Linked DNA regions of Homo sapiens: region 2 is linked to region 1. Evidence: read pairs that join two places in POLR2A ChIA-PET (ENCODE). Cell type or tissue: HepG2. All regions are shown on one strand. Links, peaks and the distances in the headings refer to the core of each region. The heading gives the core; the rest is flanking DNA.

Region 1 (2,500 bases), core at 1-2,500:
GACCAGTAATAATCGCTCTCCACCCCATTGGGTCTGTTTTCTCACCTGTAAAATAAGAATAGTAATACCCACTTCACAGATTTGTAATGATTAAAGACATGGTGAATGCAAACCACCTCATAATAATAGTTAAAATTTATTGAGGGCCACTATGTGTCTGGCACGACCCTGAGGATTTTATCCAATTTCACTTAACCCACCCAACAATTTCATAAGGGAGGTACTATTATCTCCAGTCTAGATAGGGGGGCACAGGGAAGTTATCTAACTTGCCCAAGGTCACACAGAGATTGAAACTCCAGAGCCCTTAAATCATATCCCTATACTATTTTGCCCCTTAAAAAGTGCCAAATGCATAGCAAGTATTCAGTCCATGTTAGCTGGTCTTTAACTCTTACCTTAGATAGTCATCTTCAGATTATGACTATTTGCTTGAGATTAGATAACTCTTGAGTTTTCTTTTATCGCTTCCATTTAAAACTTTCCCTGTAAGTTACTGCCCACTTTTCTGTTTCCTGCCAAGGTCTTTTCATAACTGACTGTTTCTACCATCTTCCCTGCTTTTTTTTTTTTGCCCAAGAAGAACCCTCCTTTTCCCTGCCTCTTTCCATACTTTCTTTGTTTCTTCATCCAGCATGTTCGAATCTTTCCTGCTACTCTTCAAACCCTGTAGCACATTGGCATGCATCCTCTCTACCTGGCTCATCTCCATCTCACTCTTACACTCAGCTTTTTTCTTTTTTCTTTTTTTTTGAGACAGAGTCTCACTCTGTCACCCAGGCTGGAGTGCAGTCGTACGATCTCGGCTCACTGCAAGCTCTGCCTCCCGGGTTCATGCCATTCTCCTGCCTCAGCCTCCCGAGTAGCTGGGACTACAGGCACCCACCAGCACGCCTGGCTACTTTTTTGTATTTTTTAGTAGAGACGGGGTTTCACCGTGTTAGCCAGGATGGTCTCGATCTCCTGACATCATGATCTGCTGGCCTCGGCCTCCCAAAGTGCTGGAATTACAGGCGTGAGCCACCGCGCCCGAGGACCCTACACTGTGCTTTAACTGGGAAGAGGGGAACCTGTAGAAACTTTGGAGTGGAGAGACCCAGGTCCCTCTGCTGGTTATTGGTTGCATGGCTATTGGGCAAGTTACTTATCTTTGAGCCTCATTTTCCTCATCTATAAAATGAGGATAGGAATATTGTTAGAGTTGCCCTGGGGGCACTTGATTAGCTGTCTATAAAGCATACAGCATGTGGTACTTGTTCAGCTAATAACTTCCTTCCCCTTCCTCCCACATTCCGCCTCATGGGAACCACAAACATAAAGCACTATTGAACATTTACAGTAGATATCCTGCCATTCTCAGTGTTTGCTCTTCTTTTTCTGTCTCCTCTCCAAGTCTCTGCTTTGGAATGCCTCCAGGCTCCTCCAGGACATCCTTCCCCTCCCATTTCCCAGCTTTGTGTGTGTCTGTGAGGTGTGTTCACATGCATGTGCCAACAGGGTGGTCTCTCTTATGCCAGAGCAATTCAACCACAGATCTGGGTCTTACGTAAAGGCCATTTGTAGGCAAACAAATTTTGACATCAATTGGGAAGTCACTTGAAAGCACTAGCAGACTGAGTAGTTACTGAGTGATGAGAAACAGGGCTGCATGTTATGGAGAGAAAACAAGTTTAACGTTGAAGCAGGATTTGTGTATGGGGCTTCAGCAAACCCCAATATCATCCCACAAAGACCCTACAAAATTGCTTGGAACAGTCAGAATGGCTCTTCCTCTCTAACTGGGGATGGCGGCTTTAGAACTGATGGTCAGCAACATTGTTTGTCTTTTCTTGAGCCAAAGTCTATTTATACACCATTGATCTCCCTTTGAAACCCTTCTCTTCCCTTCAAGTCACCTGTTTTCTTTCCTTCTTAAAAAAATTCCTCAGGAATGGTAGTAGGCGATAGGGGGAAGAGGAGTTGGTTAATCAGTACAAAAATACAGTCAGATGGAAAAAATGAGGCCTGCTCACTATAACAGTAGAGTGACAATAATTAACAATAATTTACTGTATATTTCAAAATAAATGGAATAGATTTGGAATGTTCTTAACACAAAGTAACAGTATTTGAGGTGATGGATATCCCAGTTACCCAGATTTGATCATTATACATTGTATGCTTGTATCAAAATATCACACATACCCCCGAAACATGTGTAACTTCTATGTATCCATAAAATGTTTTTAAAAGGCGTTCCTCAGGAAAGTTCCTAATGAGATATCAAGATTTTATGATGACTTCAGCACTGCTTTTCCTGCAACTTCATCCAGAGTATTTGCATTTTAGTTTTTCATCTTTCACTATAGGAAGAATGCCTGGATCCATTCAAAATACTGGCACATTTTTGTTTTATTTCTCTTCACTTTATTGCATGTTGCAGATATTTTTTTTTTTTTTAAATTGAAGCTTTTTGACAACACTGTCCAGCAAGTCTATTGGCACCATTTTTTCAACAGCA
Region 2 (11,783 bases), core at 2,652-5,151, 50 kb before region 1:
AACCTGGCAATACTAAGCACTCAAAGATGAACAAATGTTAGACAAAACTTTCTATGATCTGACTTCTGCATACTTCTTCAGCCTTATCTTATAGCTCTAATCTTATAGCTATATGAAGACCCTCATCTTGATGTGATGGAAACCATATCCCAGATCCTTGTACAGGCTCTGTCAGGTTGAGTTTCAGTTTAGGCATGGGTTATTACCTTGTTGCCACAACAAGCTGGAGATAAGATGGACTGAAAGATTGCAGCAAATATAGAGGATGCAAGAAACTTTGTAACCTCTAGCTTCATAAATATTACATATTTATAGACTATTCCATGAATCTAATAATATAGCATGCTTCCTAATGGCTATAAAACTTATCAGAACGCTCATAGTTTCCCACAGAAATCTCCAAATACCAATAAATAAGTGGTTTAAACATGTTTTGGTACATTTCTCAGAGTTTATTGTGGGGCCAAATAAAGCAAAGTTAATTTCTCAGAAGAAAAAAAAGCAATAAAAGCTTTCCTTTCCAAATTCACCATAACCCATGTACTTGTTCGGATAAATTTGAGTTTTTAAAATACCCAGTAAATAGCATATAGACCACTTTATTATGTATAGGGACCAAGAATTAAATGGCACAAATTGCTGTGCCTCTATTATCCCACCCCAGTTAAAAATCTGCTTATTGGTACAGGCCTTCCATCTTGGGATGATGTGCTGGTTTAGGGTGTGCTGTTTGTGAATCCTCTTGAACACTGCATGTGCTGGGTCTCCCGCTTCAAGTGTGTTTTCTATCGGGGGAACAAAAGAGAGCTGAGTTGTGTGAGGTTATAAGGAGGTTGAGTCAGATCACAAATATTTCATGACTGTAACATTCTTCCAAGATAAAAGACTCAGTACTTTTAAGTGTTCCCCCATTCTTGTCAATCAGATGGTAAAAACATCCTTATTCATTTATGCAAATGATAATTTAAAACTAAGATATATTCAACTTCACTTTATTTATTATTTATTCATTGTACTTAATTATAGTAATTTTTAAAAATTCCCAATACTCCTTTAAATCAAGCCACTTCTTTCAAATATGGATGGGATCACTCTGTCTTAGTTAAAACCACTTATAAAAGAATAGAATATCCCTAATAAGTGCATCGTAAGTTTCTTTCAGTGTGTGGGCTCTGCTTTATTTTGGAAAAAAGCTGCCTATACAGAGTGACTGTAGAATGATACTCTGGCCGTCCCTACTTTTTACCACGTGTCAGCCTGCAAAAAATGAACATGGCGTTATTGAATAAAGGGGCTCATCATTTACATAAGCTTAGGTGTAAGGTTTCATCACTGTATAGTCAAATGAATGTAGCAGAGCAGTGTTAAGTCAGGATTTTAGCTAATACAATCATTTAAAAAATGTTTTTGAATCATGTATTTCTTTGAGAACCAAATTAAATCTGTGGAACCTCTCATAAGTAAAATTCACCTACAAATATATATATACCATATTTTGCATATATTGTAATTTCAGGATCTTCACAGATTTCCTAAAGCTTATTTGTATACTTCTTTATAGGTTAAGAAGCCCTGGCCTAATTTATATGCCTTTCTTTACAACAAGAGTATAGAAACTACTGTGAATTCCCATTTCCTCAGCTGCAGAGAGTAAATATGTCTCTGAATGTAGTTCCTAGTCAAACGTCTAGATATTGTGTTCCATTATATATTCAATGGACCTTAATTCTGCCCCAGGTAGAAGGCTGAAAGTGTTGGAATTGTATTTGAATATTTAAATGTTAATTTCAAAATTACATTTGAATGTAATTTTGCATTTCTGCTTTGTGTTCTCATGTTTTTATTATCTTTTATTTATTTATTTTATCTTTTATTATCTAATCATTTGTATTTCTGCTTTGTATTTTCAAGTTTTCTTATCTTTTCCACACCTTCTCTTCATGTACAATTCTGTTTTGTTATTTTTCAGGAGAGGGTCTCTTCCCAGGGGTAATTGATTTGTTTGGTGGTTTGGGTGGGCTGCTTGAATTTCGGGCCAGCCTCCTAGCCAGTCGTGGCTTCGCCTCCTTGGCCTTGGCTTACCATAACTATGAAGACCTGCCCCGCAAACCAGAAGTAACAGATTTGGAATATTTTGAGGAGGCTGCCAACTTTCTCCTGAGACATCCAAAGGTAATTTTTGTCTTTTCAGTAGGTTTGAGTCCCTGGGGTTTTTTTGTTTCTGTTTTTGTTTTTGTTAAAAGACAGGGTCTTGCTCCGTCACCCAGGCTGGAGTGCAGTGGCATGATCTGACACTTGGCCAGAAGCCAGTGCCTTTTGATACTACAATGTGCACAGGCTAACTTCCTATGCATTTTGTCTTTCTGAGCAAAAGACACTGGATGAGAAATAAATCATGTGAATTATAAATAACATGGGCATGAATAGAATTTCAAGTTCACTGAGAATCGTACTTGGAAGTTAAGAGAAGTCATAGGATATTATGGTTATTTTTTAAAAAGGGACTGGCTGGGTGTGATGGCTCAAGCCTGTAATTCTAGCACTCTGGGAGGCCAAGATGGGAGGATTAATAGAGGCCGACAGTTCAAGACCAGCCTGGGCAACATAGCCAAACTCTTTCTCTATAAATACTAAAAAAATAGCTGGGTGTGGTAGCAGGCACCTGTAGTCCCACTTACTTAGCAGGGGCTGAGGAGGAAAGATCGCTTGAGCCTGGGAGGTTGAGACTGCGGTGAGCCATGTTCCTGCCACTGTACTCCAGCCTGGGTGACAAAGCAAAAAAAAAAAAAGGATAATGCATGCAAAATGCTTATCATAGAACCTGGCAATACTAAGCACTCAAAGATGAACAAATGTTAGACAAAACTTTCTGTGATCTGACTTCTACATACTGCTTCAGCCTTATCTTATAGCTCTAATTATTAACTAGCTATCATTTTTCTCATCACTATACTTAACTGGACAGATAATCTGTATTTCTTTGAAGAATGAGTCTGAATTTTTAGTTACTCATGAGCCCTTAAACATAATACTATTAGTGCTTTCCAATCCATATGCCTTTTAAAATTTTAAAACATGTGCTTTGCTACTATGATATGGGATAGAGTTGGAGTTTATTAAACCTTGTTAATTGCCCAATATTTTTTCTTTCCTTTCCTTTTTTTTTTTTTTTTTTCTTTTTTTGACAGAGTCTCGCTCTGTCACCTAGGCTAGAGGCAGTGGCACAATCTCAGCTCACTGCAACCTCCACCTCCCAGGTTCAAGCAATTTTCCTACCTTAGCCTCCTGAGTAGCTGGGACTATAGGCGCGTGCCACCATACCTGGCTAATTTTTGTATTTTTAGTAGAGACGGGGTTTTGCCATATTGGGAAAGCTGGTCTCCAACTCCTGACCTCAAGTGATCCACCTGCCTTGGCCTCTATTTTTTTTTTTAATAAGAATTGAAATAAAATTAAATCTCCATACTACATGTTTTTTTATATAAGGATCACCAAAATATAATCAGGTTTGCAGAAATAAGATAAGCAACAATTACTGACAATCTACTGATGTAGTGAACATTTTAAATGGCTATTTTTGATGCATATAATGGAACTGCCCTCGAAATGTCAGTCAATATTATCATTGTGAGCCTTCTTCTTGGCTTAGATGAGAAGTGGAGAGGTTATGTGATTCTCTTTTTTCACGGTCTTTGCCTCGTTCCCCTTATATTTGCTGCATGACTTTTTCATCACTGTTCTTGCCAGTGTCACATAGATAGCTAGTTAATGATTAATCCAGGCCTGGAAACCAGATTTTTTTCCCCAGACTCTGAGAAATTCCATTAAACCTACTTCACATTGTCTCTTCTGCAGGATGATAGAACAGAGATCTTTCTTGCAGGTCTTATTTCTCTATGTGTTGATTTTAAGTAACTTCTAAGAACTCATAATTTCCTGATCCCAAATTTTGTGGTAGAAGTTGTAACAAGAGTTACTGTTTTGGCAAGGGACAGAAACATATTAAAAAGCCTGCACAGATATGAGTCATGCTTTTTTGTTCTTTCGTGTTATACTTGCTTTTACTTTATCTTTCATGGCCAAATCCACTCTGAGTTCCCATCTTTCCTTAACATAACTGTCGCTCTCTATCTTATATATTAAGATATAGGATTGGGAGGGGTGGGGGAGAAAGGTAGGTCAAAGGGTACAAAGTTTCTGTTAGACAAGAAGACTAAGATCTGGTGATCTGTTGCACAGCATGGTGACTATAGTTAATAATAATGTATTGTATATTTCCAAATTGCTAAAAGATTAGATTTTAAATGTTCTTACCCCAAAGAAATGGTAAGTTTGTGAGGTAATGGATATGTTAATCAGCCTGATTTGTTCATTCCACCATGTATATATGCACTGAAATATCACATTATGCACCATAAATATGTATAATTATTATTTGTCAATTAAAAATAAAAATTAGGCCAGGCACAGTGGCTCATGCCTGTAATCCCAGCACTTTGGGAGGCCGAGGTGGGCAGATCACCTGAGATCAGGGGTTCAAGACCAGCCTGGCCAACATGGAGAAAACCCAACTCTACTAAAAATACAAAAATTAGCCAGGTGTGGTGGCGGGCGCCTGTAGTTCCAGCTCGGGAGGCTGAGGCCAGAGAATTGCTTGAACCTGAGAGGCGGAGGTTGCAGTGAGCCGAGATTGAGCCACCACACTCCAGCCTGGGTGACAGAATGAGACTCAGTCTCAAAAAATAAAAATAAAGTAAAAAATAATAAATTAAAATTAAAATTAAAAAAATACAGAATTTCAGAGCTTGAAAGGAACTTTTAATTGATTCAAGCCACCCCTGTTAAATATACAGGGTAGGAAATAGAGAGTATATATGACTCATTCCATTTGTTTAGTTTTTTTTTTCCCTCTTACCCTAAGAATTTCTCACATTTTCATCAGCTTGGCATGAGTTGTATATTGATTCATGTGTTTCTAAGTAGTAGGGAAAATATCCCAAACATTGGTTTATAAAATGCCTTTAAAATATAGGAGATCAATTAAAATAAATACAGGAAGTCAACAAAGGTTTTAGAAAAGTGATGCTTCTCTCTAGGACTCTGTCCTTGCCAGGAGCCAGTGCTCAAGGAGAATCGGAGCTTTATTTTGTGACACAACAATTTTCTTTAACTCCTCCTTAGAATTCCCAACCAAATTGGTAACTGGGAGCAATACACTCAATACTCAAAAATAACTCATGAACATGTAGTTTCCTTTTCATTTTTACTGCTGTTACCTTAGTTCAGGACAGTATAATTTTCTGCTTTTATCAGTGCATTAATCTGTGGCTTTTCTGCCTCCATTTATGCAAGTCAGAGTTGTAAACACAACTATTTTACTCGCTTGCTTAAGAGTCTCCCTATTTATTATAGGATAAAGGCCAGGCTTCCTAGCATGTTAGACAAAGCTTCCTATGATCTGACTTCTGCATACTTATTCAGTCTTATCTTATGCCCATCCTTAAAATTTGTCCTAATTTTCCTCCTTAGTTAGGAAAAAAACTGAAGATGCTTAATATATCTTTCAAAGCTATGCACCATAAAGTTGGTGTTTTCTGTTTCAGACTTATTATGTTATTTCCCACCTTATACTCTAAATTAAAATAATGAAGAATGACTTGTGGTTCCTCTAAATGCCTTGCTCTTCATTGCCTCTCAGTTTTTGCATGAGTTTCTCCTATGGTGAATACATTAGGAATGTTTTGGCTACATTTCTCAGAAAAGTGGCTGATGGTGGCTTAAACATCAGCATAAGGTATCTTATTCTCTTACATAACAGGTTTGGTGATAGGTGGTTCAAACTTTGGCTTAGAAACTCAGTGTAGTTTTCAATCAAGGAGATTAGATTGACATTTCTGCAATTTTCTAGCCTTACTCTGAAGGTCACAAAATGACTCTGGCAGTTTCAGGAATTAAGTCAACAGGCCAGCATCCTAGTCTGAAAAGAATGATCATAAACATAGGCTTTCTCTTCATGATTCTGTGTCAGTTTGCACGGGGGGCAAAAAAAGTCCTTAGGTAGAATATGTTGGCCTTGGAAGAGAGGCTGAGAAAGGGAAATAGATTAGGATCCATCAGAATTTATCCCTTGGGGCTGGATATATTGCTATGCCACACAAAATCAAGGTCATATTAGCTTTGAAATTGTGGAGAATGGCTCCTGTGTAGGCAACTAACAGAGTCTGCTATACTCAGCATAGAATACCATTCCTTCTTGTTGACTTTCTTGTAATTTTTATTTCTTGAGACAGGGTCTCACTCTATTGCCCAGGCTGGGGTACAATAGCACAATCATAGCTCACTAAAGCCTTGAACTCCTGGGCTCAAGTGATCCTTCCACCTCAACCTGAGTAGCTGGGCCTACAGGCACACACCGCCATATTCAACTAATTTTTTAGTTTTGTAGAGATAGGGTCTCACTATGTTAACCAGGCTTGGCTTTCATTTTTTAATACGAAGACTCATTTGTTTTGTAGCCCATTTCCTCTGAGAGCCTTTCTTTGATCCTGCCTTTATTCCCTGCTAATCTGGGTTGGCAGTCTAGCCTACATACATTCTCATATCATAGAATTTATGATGCTCCAATCATCTGGTGTGTTTTTTTTTTTCCTCCTGTGTCTTCATCTGGCAGTGAGTTCCTTAATGACAAGAGATTGTTCCTTTTCTCTCTGTGACTCCCAGTGCTTGCCGTAGGATAGATAATTTAAGGATGCTTATTTGATGACTGACAATGAGGGAGGAAGCTGAGCCAAGCCTCCTTTATGACATTTTTCTCCACAATGAGAAAACTTTTGGAAAAAACAAAGCAAATCTAGAATCCTCTGTTCAACTCTATCCTACTGATCTCACTTTCTTTCTCAGTCTCTTCCTACAAGGTGCCCTTTCCTCTGAAGGGAGGAAAGTGTACCAATCATCTATACCCTGACCCACATTATTCACAATAGTCATGTGCCATTTCTTACTTTCCCTGCGACATTTGCATTTCTTTAGGGCATTTTAAACTCAGAACCTAACACAATACTGAATCCGTAATATATAGTCGGTAAAGCTTGACATATTTTTGGAGTATTTCTTTTGAATACATATTATATATTCCAGAACTCTATAGCTAGGGATGTGGGTAGGATTAATACTTGCTTTGTTCTCATTAGCCAGTGAAGTTCTTTGGTTGTTTGAGATTGTGGAGTTTTCCTAAATGAAGGCTAGAATAATTTCTCATTTCTATTATTTTTTTCAGGTCTTTGGCTCAGGCGTTGGGGTAGTCTCTGTATGTCAAGGAGTACAGATTGGACTATCTATGGCTATTTACCTAAAGCAAGTCACAGCCACGGTACTTATTAATGGGACCAACTTTCCTTTTGGCATTCCACAGGTATATCATGGTCAGATCCATCAGCCCCTTCCCCATTCTGCACAATTAATATCCACCAATGCCTTGGGGTTACTAGAGCTCTATCGCACTTTTGAGACAACTCAAGTTGGGGCCAGTCAATATTTGTTTCCTATTGAAGAGGCCCAGGGGCAATTCCTCTTCATTGTAGGAGAAGGTGATAAGACTATCAACAGCAAAGCACACGCTGAACAAGCCATAGGACAGCTGAAGAGACATGGGAAGAACAACTGGACCCTGCTATCTTACCCTGGGGCAGGCCACCTGATAGAACCTCCCTATTCTCCTCTGTGCTGTGCCTCAACGACCCACGATTTGAGGTTACACTGGGGAGGAGAGGTGATCCCACACGCAGCTGCACAGGAACATGCTTGGAAGGAGATCCAGAGATTTCTCAGGAAGCACCTCATTCCAGATGTGACCAGTCAACTCTAAGAAGACTAGATATTCCTAGAAAATAAAGAAGCAAATCTCTTTACCGGGACCTTCTCTCAATTTTCATGGCGGAATGTCTCCCCCAGCTGCCACACACACATTTTGTATTAATTTTAATGATTAAAAAGAGCATAGGGTAAAAACCTGATATTTCACTTATACTGCATAACAAGCTAACCAAACTGGACATGGTGAATAAATCATAAAACAAATCATTTTACTTATTATTTACATGACTTTTCTTTCCATCAGGTCTTCTAAATAGGACTGAGGTATAGTACACTGGCAAAAATAAGAAAAGGCAAACAAGAATAGCACCAAAGTAACAGATATAAAACCAAATACCATGTCAGAAAACACTATATAGTAAGAATTTATCAGATTAGAGCAGCAGGAGAAAATTAATACTAAATTATAATCATTTTAGTGATATTTTTCAACTTCACCACAGTAACTTTGCAACATCATTTTTCATTTGTGGGGTAGTAAAATTCATGTCAAAAAGGAAAGAAGGAATGGAGGAGGTCAGTTAGTTCATTGCAATAAATTACCTCTTCAGTTCTTAAAAACATGCCCATTGGCACATAACTGAGACATAATAACTAAGACTGGAAGAGCCTTGGTTTAAGTTATGAAGCAAATTAAAATGGAAAATACAAGAAAATAGAACCAATTAGGTTGAAAATGCCCCTTACTGAAAATCTGTATTAAAAATAAAATTAATAAAAGTAAAAAATAAAAATAGAAACACAACTCTACTAGTACAGGCTAGCCTGGGGAGTTTGATAAACTGAGTGATTGGGTCAACTATCACTGTACTTCCATAATGAATTTCTTCAGTCATGTTAGAGTAGCACATGAATGTGAGCTCTATAAGGACAGGTACTATATTTCCGTAAGACCCAATAGTTACTGTACATCCCATAAATAAAAAATACTTTAGTTTGCTAACCAACTGAATATATGAGGACTGCATGTAATTCAACCACATGGTTGTTTGCTGTACAGTCCTTTGCAAATATTAAAAAATTTTTTTTGCTATAAGGCTTTGATCATATAGTCCTCATAGCAACATAACTACCATCTAGCATGTACCACATTTTGCAAGACTTTAAGTTCAACATTCCAAACTGCCAATTTGTATTATGTCCAAATGCAGTATCCTTGAGGAATATAGTGGGTCAGTTAAATATCTAGAGACATACAAACATCTGCTAATTCATCTCATTGAGATGGATCATTCTGATCTCCATCATCCACCCACTTTTCATCAGCTTCTCCTACTTCATTCTCCTCATAGTCTTTATCATGAGGGATTCTGTATCCTGTCTCTCATCTACACTTGCTGGCCTTCCTGGTTGTGATTTATTGGAACAGTCTACACAAAAACCATAGGGTCAAGATCCATGTCTTACTCCAACACTGGCTGCTAACATGATCTTACATACCATACATTTGCATTTTTATCCTTCTTGTGCACCAAGAAATGTTTTCTTACATGTTTTCTCCAAGTGTAAAAAGTCACAGCTAAATGATCTCACTCCTGTATGAATAAGCAAGTGCTTTTTTAGTGTTTGTTTGCATTTGGCTGCATAGCTACAATGATGGCATTTTAACTTATTCATGATTAGAGATGATGATATGGTTTGGATATTTGTTGTGCCCAAATTTCATGCTGAAATGTAATCCCTAGTGTTGGAGGTGAGGCCTGGTGGGAGTTGTTTGGGTCATGGGGGTGGACCCTCATGGCTTGGTACTGTCCTCATGAGAGTATGATAGTGAGTGAGTTCTCAAGAGATATGACTGTTTAAAAGTGTGTGGCACCTCCTCCCCATCCTCACACTCTTTCTTGCCTCCTCTCTCGCCATGTGAGATGCCTCCTCGCTGTTCACCTGCTGCCATGATTGTAAACTTCCTGAGGCCTCCCCAGAAGCCAAGTAGATGCAAGCATTATGCTTCTGTAAAGCCTGCAGGACCATGATCCAATTAAATCTCTTTTCTTTATAAATTACCCAGTCTCAGGTATTTCTTTATAGCAACACAAGAACAACCTAACATGAATGATTCACCATTTTCCCAAGTTTCTTGTTTTGGCCAAGATTCTGGCAATAATCCATATTTGAAATCAAAGTATCTGGTATCAATTCATACTTGAAGTCACTTGAAGTGCCAGGCATCAAACCATACTTATTATAAAATCATGTGAAGTTCTAACATCACCTCCATCTTGATTAGACCCAGCTTCAGCCAATACATTCTTATCATCATCTGGCCCTGAAAGTAGAGCAACATCCAAATCTGGTTCTTCCAAGATTTCTACTCAAATATGAGTAGCGTATTTTCCTCTGAAAAGGCAATAGATGGCTGCATCATTGAGTAATCTTCCAAATTTGTTTCATTATTAGATGATGTATTATAAATAAATCTCCTTGTAGTTTGGTTTTTCCTCCGTGTTTCCCAGTTTCTTGAATTCCCTGGGAGCCCATATTATTCCAAGCAAACACTTGTTTGACCTTTGGATTTGTTTTCAGCCATTTCAGGAGATGCATTCTGGACCCAACTATTGTCACTCACTTGGTAGTTTTCTGTTTGGCCCTTGTTGACATTACAGCCATCATTTTCAGTTTTTATATTACTTGCCAAATTGGTAAGATTTAATGTTGCCCAAAAATTGGCAATTTTTTGATCCAATGATGAAGACAGACCATCTCTATTAACTGAGTTTTGTTTGTTTGTTTGTTTGTTTGTTTAGACAGTCTTGCTCTGTCACCCAGGCTGGAGGGTAGTGGCACAATTTTGGCTCACTGCAACTTTTGTTTCCCAGGTTCAAGCAATTCTCATGCCTCCCGAGTAGCTGGGATTACAGGCGTGAGCCACCATCCTTGGCTAATTCTGTATTTTCAGTAGAGACAGGGTTTTGCCATGTATGCCAGGCAGATCTTGAACTCCTGGCCTCAAGTGATCCATGTACATTGGCCTCCCAAAGTGCTGGGATTACAGGCATGAGCCACCATGCCCGGCCTGGTTTTCTATTATTATAGTCCACAACTGCAGACCCATGGAACTTCTGATTTAATGCTTATATTTAATCTTTAATAAATTTAGGCATCTGTAATAAAATTTCAGCAAGTTTGAAATTTCACTTGTTTGAAGATAGGCCACTGTCATTATTTTGGCTTGTGAGTACAAGGTTACCAGAATACAAGAAGTCCACAAGGACTGAAAAATTTTGACTGCTGCAGTATCTAAGTGGGTAGTATTATTTCGGTTAGGGCTTTCTTAGTTTTTAACACTATATAAAGTCTTAAAGAAATGGCTGCCAGCAACCAGGATGTTCTTAGGAGCCTTACAGATTTTCTGCTTACTACAGTGCTGACACCACAAAGTTTACCTTTCTTTTTTGTTCATTTTGTTGTCACAGAAGTTGACAGCAGTAACAGTTCTCATTTGGTCTGCTAGTAAACTCACAGTACCCCTCCTCTGATGGTATTCCTGACTAAAAGCGTACGTCATCTGACTAGCTATATTTTTTTAAAAAATTTTGGCTGTTTTGACTACTGCCGTCCACGTAAGATATGACTTGACTTGCTCCTCCTTGCCTTCCGCCGTAATTGTGAAGCCTCCCCAGCCACTTTGAACTAGATGGGGTTTCGCCACGTTACCCAGGCTGGTCTCAAACTCCTGGGCTCAAGCAATCTGCCAGCTTCAGCCTCCCGAAGTGTTGGGATTACAGGTATGAGCCATCGTGGCTGGCCAATATTTGAACTGAGTGTGGAGTGGCACAGGAAGAGTGGGGAAGAACTGGAGTGAGCCACTGGCTTCGGGTGGGATGCTCAGGTTTTAGTGAGGAATGGGGTCCATCTGCAGACTCCTCTTCAGACTGCCAGTCATGCTCAGTGGTCAGATCCTCTCTTAACAG

What was found. ChIA-PET counts read pairs that join two places held together with the same protein. Peaks named below come from ENCODE experiments on the same cell type or tissue, not always from the same donor. Only the 100,000 strongest peaks of a DNase experiment are listed, where the experiment ranks them.
Region 2: POLR2A ChIA-PET joins it to region 1 with 9 read pairs; 4 of 35 experiments call an interaction of 5 or more read pairs at or near these places.

The regions. Positions count from the first base shown.
Region 1 is chr9:101,314,690-101,317,189 of GRCh38, reverse strand. All of the region lies in intron 6 of PLPPR1 (phospholipid phosphatase related 1), which reads right to left. Among named protein-coding and RNA genes, the nearest start is that of BAAT, 69 kb to the left of the region's middle. In HepG2, for the core only: a CTCF peak has its summit at 1,108 (motif pointing left); DNase peaks (open chromatin) are centred at 1,359 and 1,859; H3K4me3 peaks cover 398 bases.
Region 2 is chr9:101,358,509-101,370,291 of GRCh38, reverse strand. BAAT (bile acid-CoA:amino acid N-acyltransferase) reads left to right here. Exons shown (of 4, transcript NM_001701.4): 3 at 1,970-2,172; 4 at 7,277-9,875. The coding sequence ends at 7,864. It also overlaps the pseudogene LOC100421197. Among named protein-coding and RNA genes, the nearest start is that of BAAT, 21 kb to the left of the region's middle. In HepG2, for the core only: no CTCF peak of the experiment used is centred there; a DNase peak (open chromatin) is centred at 3,771; H3K4me3 peaks cover 536 bases.